2 separate regions of the Homo sapiens genome follow, and region 1 is linked to region 2. A link is a loop called in an ENCODE intact Hi-C map of the cell type or tissue named here. Cell type or tissue: ascending aorta. All regions are shown on one strand. Region 1 overlaps MYLK4 (myosin light chain kinase family member 4). Region 2 has its middle 190 kb from the start of LINC02521.

Region 1 (5,000 bases), 250 kb before region 2:
ACAATCTCTAGAAGTATCTTCTATGCTCAGGCAAGAAAATGTTTTCATATTTCTTCTGAAAATTCATCTCTTTGTATTCTTGTAGGATTTATTTATTGTTCTCTCCCCCATTAGGAATCTAATCCAAGTTTAATAAAGTCATTATAAATTGTTATACTTTTGTTTAGATATTTCTAGAACTTAGGTAAAATGGCCAAAAATTGTTCATCTTGGCATTTCCACAAACAGTAATATGCAAAACTGTTATTCAGGGTACATGACCCAGCGTCCTCTGCTAGCAAGAAAAGACTCTGCGGAGCCCAGGACTGGTCAGATTTATTCCATTAGGCTATTCCTTTTTCACACTGAACTTTTAGAATTTAAATACACTTCCGAGTTTTCTTATCCTGATAACCCCCTTGTTGTAGAAAGGCCATGTGGGTGATACGTTCAGAGCTGAGGAGGTTTGAAAAGACCAACACTTGAGCCTGGCAGTAGAGGACAGAGCTGTAGGACAGGGTGGCCGACCTCTAACATCTACCTGCCACCATCAGAGTCCAGGCTGTGGGTCACAGCTACAAATTATTACAAATATTTGTTCTCCTCCATTCTTCTATCTGGCCTGTTTGCAACAGTTTTAAAAAGAACCAGGAATTCTCTATATGTTATGTTATGAACACAATTTTCTGCAGCAACTGTAATCCCAAAATGCATGGCCGTTGATATTGCTGGCCATCGGCTATGTAAATTCAGGGCTGTGGATATGAGCCACCGTGGCAGGGATGCATCTGAGATGGCCCCCAGGGCAGCCTGGCTTTTCAGGGGTGCAGCCTGATGACAGAGTGTTCTCACAGTGAACGTGCCATTCCAGAAAGCACTGTTTTCTTCATCACGCATTGCTTCACCAAGCACTTCAGAACTTTACCCTCTGTTCGGTGCTGGGGAAACGAAGGGGAAGAGAAGGGTCCGTATGCCAGCGGGCAGACAGACACATTGAGAACGCTGCAGTAACACGGAAAACGATGGTGGCATTGTTGAGGTCCAGAGGAGCAGCCCTTATCTCAGCCTTTATGTTCTTTCAAGGACAAATCCGTTTTACCATTGATTTTTTAAATGATTTTTATTGAATGGGAATGAAAGAAGGATTAGACGATGTTGTTCAGTTGAATGAATTTCCCTTTCAGCTATTCCGCCACTCTCAGGAAAAGTAGGGTTTTGATGTAGTACTGGGACAGGTCTGTGACGCAGGGCGAGAGCGCACTCATGCCCAGGTAGCCGGCACACGCCTGTGGACCGATGCCGCCCTGCTGTTCAAATCTGGATCCTATGGCAGTAAATGTAATGGTTAACGGAGAAAAGAGGATAAAGTGCTGACTTGAAATTGCTTAAATAATCAAAACTGGCACGCAAGCGATGAATACTGAACTCTTAAAAGCAGTACTTTGCAGAAGGAGAAAAAGAGTTTGCAAGAATTGAGCTGATAGTTCTAATTATGTTCTTGCACTCAAACCGACTAATTAGAATGATCCTGCTCCAAAACACACTTCAGAAAATCAGAGTGTGAAGCACGGTGTTATCTACAATTGTCTCCAAATTATTTTGATTTTGTGCTGCCATCAGTAAAATATTTTAAAGCACTCCGCGATATATTTATTTATAATTATATACATTGATAACCACTACATGCATTTTATTTTATTTTATTTCATTTTATTTTATTTTTGAGACGGAGTCTCTCTCTGTTGCCAAGGCTGGAGTGCAGTGGCGTAATCTTGACTCACGGCAACCTCCGCCTCCAGGGTTCAAGCAATTCTCTTGCCTCAGCCTCCTGATAGCTGGGACTACAGGTGTGCACCACCAGGCCCAGCTAATTTTTGTATTTTTAGTAGAGATGGAGTTTCACTATGTTGGCCGGGCTGGTCTCAAACTCCTGACCACATGATCTGCCCACCTCGGCCTCCCAAAGTGTTGAGATTACAGGTGTGAGCCACTGCGCCTGGCTGCACTTTTATTTTTATAAATAACATTTAATATGTCAGAGATACTTTTATATGTGTCCAATTGTATCAATATATTTTTAAAAACATATGTAAAATATAAATGTTAAAAGAATGGTGTCTTAGCTTGGGCTGCTATAGCAAATTATTCTGGACTGGGTGGTTTAAACAACAAACATTTATTTCTCACAGTTCTGGGGGCTGAGAAGTCCCAAATCAGGCTGCTGGCAGATCCAGGGCCTGGCGAGGGCCCCGTTACTAGTGTGTAGTGGGCTTCTCCCCATAAAGAGTGAGCAAACTTTCATTTTGGTTCTTATAAGGGCACTAATCCCATTCATGAGGACTCTCCAATCATGACCTAGTCACCTTCGAAGGCCCTACCTTTTAATAGCATCACCATGAGGGTTAGGATTTTAATATATGAATTTGTGTGCGTATATCGTCGGGGGGGATACATTCAATCCATAAGGAATGGAATAAATTGAAATGAGTTCTAGCATGTCCTTGATACCCTCCAAAGGACTACTATGGACACTCCCTGGGTACGTATATCCCACTTACGAGACCAGTCTAGGAAGCCAGACAGAGTGGAGAGAGCTAAGCTGTGTTTTGAATACTTGGACATCTGGACCACTTAGCCTTTCTTCCCTGTGTCATTCTACATCCACTGATAAATTATTATAAAAGGAATTGGTAAATAGTTCCAAAGAAATCCATATGCAAATATAGAAATATTTTTAAGTGAATTTGCATGAAAGAGGTCCTTAGGTTCATCCCAGCCATCGATGTGAATTCAGCAGAGGAATATAGTCACTGACATGGTTTTCATCCCATTAACTGGGGATGGTCAGGATTGGGTCAGAAACTTAATGCTTAAGAGCACTGGTCCTGTGCTCTTTAATCGGTAGAAGACATGTTTCATTTTTGGACAATAAACAAGGTGTATCTACAAACTTGAGCTTTCTATTTTAGCAACTTCTAGGCATAACTTAGAAATACAAAGTAAAAATGTTTCATATTTTTGGTTGCAGTCCTGAAAAGAAAAGGAGAAATACAGCGTCTGTCCTGGAAAGGACAGGAGAATACAACTTCTGTTTGTTGGAAACTCTTCGGTTCAAAGTTCCTCTAGATGTCAGTATTACATAGGGAAATGAAACTATAACAGCCTTTGGCAATGAATAAAGGCCTTCTTACATTATTTAAATGGAAAAACATATGTGATATATAATTACTAAAGAAAAAAGCAACCTCTCTTGGAAGCTGGCTTCTTATATTCCTCAATACTGACAGCTTCTCCTGTTGGTCAAGTCCAACTCCGAACCCAAAGAATATTGGGTTAGCATGTGGACTTTTCCACCTGATACTCAGATGGCCTCAGGGGCAAACGTGGATCTATCAGTGCTCCATGGAGTCTTACAGCCAGCTGCTCAATTTTATATACTTTTATGAGTAGAAATTGACTGATACATACCAGTTTTCATTATTAAATCCACGTATGCTTATATCATTGCATTCATGCCACACAGAATAAACCCAGAAGCACAATGTCTATTGATACACCAGAAGTTTTCATTTCAAAAGGGAAGAACTGAAAGACAGTTATAAAACACCTTAAACACAATTTGTTAAACTGTCTTATTCGACTAATTTGGATATATGCTTTCAAAATTGGACTTAAATTCTCTCCTTTTTTTGCTTCTCTTCCATGTTAATTGTAATCTTTCGACAAATATTTATCTCTTCACTCTGCTAATTTGTTTTTGATTTATGACCTTCTCTCTTAATCATTTTTCTTATCTCCTGTGGTGCCAACTATGTAGTAGATCTCAATAAATAGGAATCATGTAACTTGGCTATAGTCTTTCTATCTTTTTTTTTCCCCAGAAAGACAGTATAGGGTGGTAGTTAGGTGCACTGGCTGAAGTAGACAGCTGGGTCAGAATCCTAGCTCTACCATTTCTAAACTTTATAACCTTGGGAAATTACCCAACTTCATTTGTACGATGGGGCTAATAGTATCTATCTTAAAGGGCTGTTAGCAGGAGCAACCAGTTAAACAAAGTGCTTAGAAGAGTGGTACATAATGTGTGTGCACAATACATGGTAGCTGTCACCACTACCACCATCATCACCATGACCGTCACCATCACCACTACAACCGCCATCACCACTACAATCATCACCACCACCACCACCACCACCACCAGCAGCACTACCACTACCACCACGACTACCACCACAACCAACACTACTACCACCACCACCACCACCGCCACCACCACCACCACCACCATGACCACTACCATCATCATCATCATCATCACTACGTACTGGTCTCTGAAGTAATCACCAGGGAGTCAAAGATGAACCAGTCTTTTTGCCCACTGGAAGTCCACAGTCTAGTGGGAAATTGACAGGAAAAAAGGCTTAAAGTGTTATAAGGGACACCAGGGGTGGGGATATGTGCTGAGTTCTGTGCAAGCACAGAGGAGGGAGCAATCAGCTTTGTTTGAAGAGGCGGCAGCCCATTGTCCCTGCAGAGGGAAAAGTAGGCAAGTGCCGTCTCTGGACTTTCACTTAAAGAGAAACTCTGAAGCTCTCACTTCCAGCCTTGGCTTTCCACAGATTTACTAAACATGCCTTTATGTTTTAAGTTCACCATCTAAAAAACGGAAATACTCTGAATCCATGGAGCTGCCCCCTGCATTGTGTAAAAGCACATTTGCAGCCGGACATGTTGGCTCACACCTGTAATCCCAGCACTTTGGGAGGCCGGGGCAGGCGGATCAACTGAGGTCAGGAGTCCAAGACCAGTCTGGCAAATGTGGCAAAACCCCGTCTCTACTGAAAATACAAAAAATTAGCCAGGCATGGTGGTACATGCCTGTAGTCCCAGCTACTCAGGAGGCTGAGGCAGGAGAATCGCCTGAACCCGGGAGTTGGAGGTTGCAGTGAGCTGAGATTGCGCCATTGCACTCCAGCCTGGGCAACAAGAGCGAAACTCCATCTCAAAAAAAAAAAAAA
Region 2 (5,000 bases):
GACGGTACACAGGGTGTTGTACCCCCAGCTTTCACACTAAGATGGCCACTCATCCAAGATCCTCCAAAATGATTCTTCACTGGCCAGTCCTGGTAATGTCTGTTCCTACAACCTACTTTGAAGATTCGATTTTGCACTCCAAGGGTCTCCAGAGAGGGTCCTCTCCTCATTCTGTGCTTGTGTGTTGGATGGGCCAAGGGAGGGAACTAACTTTTGATTCCATTTCCTCCGTTATCACGCCAGCTTCTTCAAACTGCCTCACTTGGGATTTCAGTCAAAACCACAAAAATAAACTATATTTTCTAATTTTTCATTTTCTGAATATTACATTTTTATGTGGATAGCAATACCAGTGATTGTGTCCCTATATTTCCCTGAACGGTCTAGAGGTCATTCTAATAACATATGAAGTGTATTTCAAAGAGTCCCCACATCAGAGCAGCTTAACAATAGTGGATTGTCAGCATGAATTCCTGCTATATAAGATTTCCAAATGCATCTCAGAGTCTCTGGCTAACACCAGTTTGTGCCCCTTCGTGCTAATATGGAAACTACAATCAACTGAACATTTTTTTTTTTTTTGTAAATGAGTATGTGTTGGAGATTTTTTTTTTACTGCATAATAAAAGCAACATAAAATGAATTTGCTCCAGTGCTTCTTCACACTTCAAAACTCCATGCCCCACCTGCTTGTGCTATTCTTTACTTGGCACCCTGCCCGGACTGTAACTAGGTTATCAGCCGGGTGATGGCAGGAGCCTCCAGCCTGTGCGCTTCAGTCGAGCCCGGGTGTCCCACGGAGGTCCGCGCGGCGCTGATGGAGACCGGGATCAGTTTGCACCCCAAGGGGACTTGGCCACTCTGGATATTGCTTTTATAGACTCCGGTTGTTTCTGACTCTATGTTTTTTATTACATTCCTTTGCAATTCTAGCAGCTGTTTTTGTCAAGAGTCTTAATAAAGTTTGAACTGCTAAACGAACTTTATGGAAATTGGTCACAGAAGAAGTCTATGCGGCACCTTTCAGAAAACCAGAGGTTACGTTGCCCCTGGGCTACCTCCGCAGTAACAGTAGTGACAAACAAACCTAACAGCGTGGGTGAAGGATGATGGTTTGGCAACCAATTTCTGACTCGATTTCTGAGAGACTACCATCCACACACACACTTAGTTTCTTTAGATCTATTTACCACAATTTATTAGAAACATTTGGCTGCATGGCTCAAATGGTGAAGTTGCTCTAAGGACCTTTAAAGAGAGTCAACTCATGTTTGGTGTTTTGTTTTGCTTTGGTTTTATTTCATGTTGCTTTTCAATTTTATAAACCTAAGACTCGGAATAATTGAACTTAGAAACTTTCTATGAAAGAAAAATAAAGTGTCTGAGATACTCTTAGTTTCTCTCTCATTGCTTAATTATACTAAAATGTTGGTCAATTTTGTTATGCATATTAATTTGGCCATGAGGTTAACTTGATTTGATGGCATCTCTAGGAGCCAGTGAAAAACTCAAACCCCATTTTAGACTTGCCTTGGGTATACTGGTTTACCATCCACTTCACATACCGATGTTATGGAAGAATAATTCATCAACAGACCAAAACTAACCATTCATCAGTTTGGGGTGTGACTTCATCCATTTCCATGAATAAAACAGACCCTAAAAGCAATAAAGCAAACTGTTTCATAGCCTTAGTCCGGCAGCTGGATGCCCTCCATCCTGGATAGTCCTGGATTATAATGGGTCCTTTATGAAACATCTCTTTGAAAAATTGGTGTTGCCACCAAACAGAGTTAGTTATTAGCAACACTGCAGCTAGTTGAACTAAAATATTTCTATATAGATGACCCAGTGACTCACCTCAGACTTATGAGGTGTAAAATGCAGAGGTCAGGTTAGATGGTCTTTAAAGATCCTCACACCTCTAACACTGGGGCTTTCTAGGACACAGTGAGAATTCTAGGATGAGAGAAGATAGCCAAAGCGGCGGAGTCGCACTAGGTGGAAGGCACTGGTAACAGAGTGCTTTCACTGCGGAATAAGCAGACACTTCCCCTGTTCCAGGTGGGCTGCGGCGAAAAGCAGGTGACGCCCGGGTGCAGCTGGGTCAAGCTCCAAAGCAAACCAACCTTCACAGAGCCAGTGGCTCCAGGGTCAGCACTCACATCCAGCTTCCTCTCCAGACTGCTGAGAAGTGCATCTGAGTTCAATTTGCTTTTGTCTGTCAGAATCTATTCCAACAAAAAGGAGAGGGAAAACGTAATCATGGTGAAGGACCCCACATCCTCTGCGATGACGTCACAGCGAAACACTCACTCGAGATGATTTACAGCTCCGTTCTCAGTTCCCAGCACCGAGAGTCAGTGGACACTTCTTTATATTGTTCTTGCTACTTTAAAAAATGGCCCGATTCCAATCACTTACTTATGTTCTGATACCCTAACGCCTGTGCTTCGAACGGCAACCGAATCTGCTGCTCATTACGATGACCTTCTTCACTTCCTCCTGTCCACATCACAAAAGCACACTTTCCTTTAGCGACCAGTGGAGGGTGCTGTTGTATTTGGTGTGTTTCCACCTTCCCTCCTCTCAGGACAGTTTTTGTTTTTTTTTTTCCCTAAGGGAAAAGGGCTCTTTCCCATAGTAATGTGAACATGATGTATGATAATGAAAACAATAACTACATCAACATATTTTCCCCAGAAGTTGTTTTTTTTTTTTTTTCAGAGCATGAATGTAGGGCTCTTAGCTATAATACACTAAGATAAATGAATGGACTTTAGAGAAGTGTGGAAGGTATTGAAAAATGCTTTCAAGATGGACATGGGCTTCGCAGACCTTGTAATTTAATGATTTTGACTACTGGATATTAGGAGTTTCATTACATGTCATCGTTCAATAGTTTAAAGATAATATAACAGCAATAAAACGTAGCAAACAGCAAGAATAACATCTGGCCACAATCAGCCCACTGTCATAAAATAGACTCCCTGACTGCCTTTCACAGGGCATGAACCTGGCAAGAATGAATGATAGAAAGACACACTTTCAGACCGAGTTGTGACAGCTGAATATTATTTCCAACCACTACACTCAAGATCTGTGCTAGGCATTGCTCCATTCCCTCCCTGAAGCCTGAACTCAAAACACTCAATTTTGTTCTTGCCTTTTCCTTTCCCACAGTAAACTTCTGCTTCTACGTGACAATATCTTTTTTATAGTTTCTTGCTAATTGGATTTTGCTCTGTACCACACAGGTAACCTAATAAATCGATTTAAGAAGCACAGCAAGCTTATAGCATGCTCCAAAAGAATCTAGAACAACAAGTAAGGAAACCTGGCTTTAGTTCAAGCACTTTCATGAATCCCTAGGAGGGCTGCCAGATAAAACACAAGACATATAGTTAAATTGGAATTTTAGATAAACAACAAATAACTTTTTAGTATAAGTATGTCCCAGATGATATTTGGGATATATCTATGCTTAAACCTGTCTGTTGTTTATCTGAAATTTAAATTTAATGGGGCTTCCAGTAATTTTATTCGCTGAATCTGTCAACCCTAACCATCAAGGACAGCCAAACTTGGAATGACTGCACTATGCTGTCTACAGAATTTCAAGTTTAAAATCTTATTTGTCTATCTTGCATGAAAATATTTTTTAAAGACTGAATTTACATTCATTTAAAAATGTGACTGCTTTATAGCTTTTGAAGAAGATAAAGGTTTCCTTTCTCTCTTAGCCTAAAGAGCTTTCTGCTGCCAAAAGCCAGATGGAGATAATTTGGCTGATTTATTATTCTGATTGATGGAAAACTCAGCTTAGGAAATGAGGTTTTTGTAAAGCAAGGCTGACAGATAACAACAGGATTCAGCCCAAGTTACACCAAACGAGTCAAAGACTTAGCTGCTTTTCTGCCAAACCCAGGTAGAAACCAAGGGGCTGGAACAACGGCCCGCCCAATGTCATCTCTGGTGTGGCATCTGTCACTCATTAACTTTGCTTCCATCTTGGTCACCTGAGCAGAATACCCAGCTCTAGCTGCTGCCTGGGTTTTTTTTCCCCGGGAACAACCAAGCAGGTATTTTGGAATGCTCAGCAAATAGTGGTGCCTACACAAGAAAGAGAGAATAAGCCAGGGTCCCCAGCAGCCAAGTAAGTTAGGCATGTAGGGATGCCCCACTGGCTTTCGGACAATCAGTGAAGCTGGAATCCATGACGCTTCCTCAGCTGCCGGTGTCACTGCTCCCTTAGGAGCTGAACTGAACCGTGCAGATGTGGAGAAAAGGGAACCTTTGCATACCGTTGGTGGGAACGTAAACTAATACAGGTATTCTGGAAACCAGTATGGAGGGTCCTTAAAAAACTAACAATAGAACTACCACACAATCCAGCAATCCCACTTTGGGGTATATGCTCAAAGGATTTGAAGTCAGTACGTTAAAGGAATGTCTTCACCCCCATGTTCATTGCAGCACTATTCGCAATAGCCAAGATATGGAGTCAACCTAAGTGTCCAGCAATGGATGAACAAATAAAGAAAATGTGGTGTATATATTCACAGTGGAACACCACTCAGACTTTAAAAAGAAGGAAATGCTTTCATTTTTGACAACATGGATTGACCTGGAGGACATTATGGTAAGTAAATTAAGCCAGGCACAGAGAGGCAGATACCATGTGATCTCACTTATATGTGGAATCCAAAACACGCAAACACATAGAATTAGAAAGTGGAATAGTGGTTACCAAGGGCAGGACAGTGGATGGACTGGGGAGATGCTGGTCAAAGGGTGCAAAATTTCAGTTAGGAGAAATACATTTTTGTGATCTACTGCAGAGCATGATGACTATAGTTAATAATAATGTATTATGTATTTCAAAATGGCCAAGAGTAAATTTAAAGCGTTCTCACCATAAAAAATAAGTATATGAGGTGATGGATCTGTTAACTGGCTTGATTTAATCATTCTACAGGGTATACCTATATCACAGCATC

The links. Hi-C counts contacts between places; a loop is a spot of excess contacts. Peaks named below come from ENCODE experiments on the same cell type or tissue, not always from the same donor. Only the 100,000 strongest peaks of a DNase experiment are listed, where the experiment ranks them.
Region 1: a loop joins it to region 2, with 3 times the contacts of the local background. A loop is called at or near these places in 9 of 110 quality-filtered maps.

The regions. Positions count from the first base shown.
Region 1 is chr6:2,693,761-2,698,760 of GRCh38, reverse strand. All of the region lies in intron 2 of MYLK4 (myosin light chain kinase family member 4), which reads left to right. Among named protein-coding and RNA genes, the nearest start is that of MYLK4, 55 kb to the left of the region's middle. In ascending aorta, a CTCF peak has its summit at 3,102 (motif pointing right); no DNase peak of the experiment used is centred here.
Region 2 is chr6:2,446,487-2,451,486 of GRCh38, reverse strand. No RefSeq gene overlaps it. Among named protein-coding and RNA genes, the nearest start is that of LINC02521, 190 kb to the left of the region's middle. In ascending aorta, CTCF peaks have their summits at 707 and 2,516 (motif pointing right); DNase peaks (open chromatin) are centred at 726, 2,096 and 2,506; H3K4me3 peaks cover 1,405 bases; H3K27ac peaks cover 693 bases.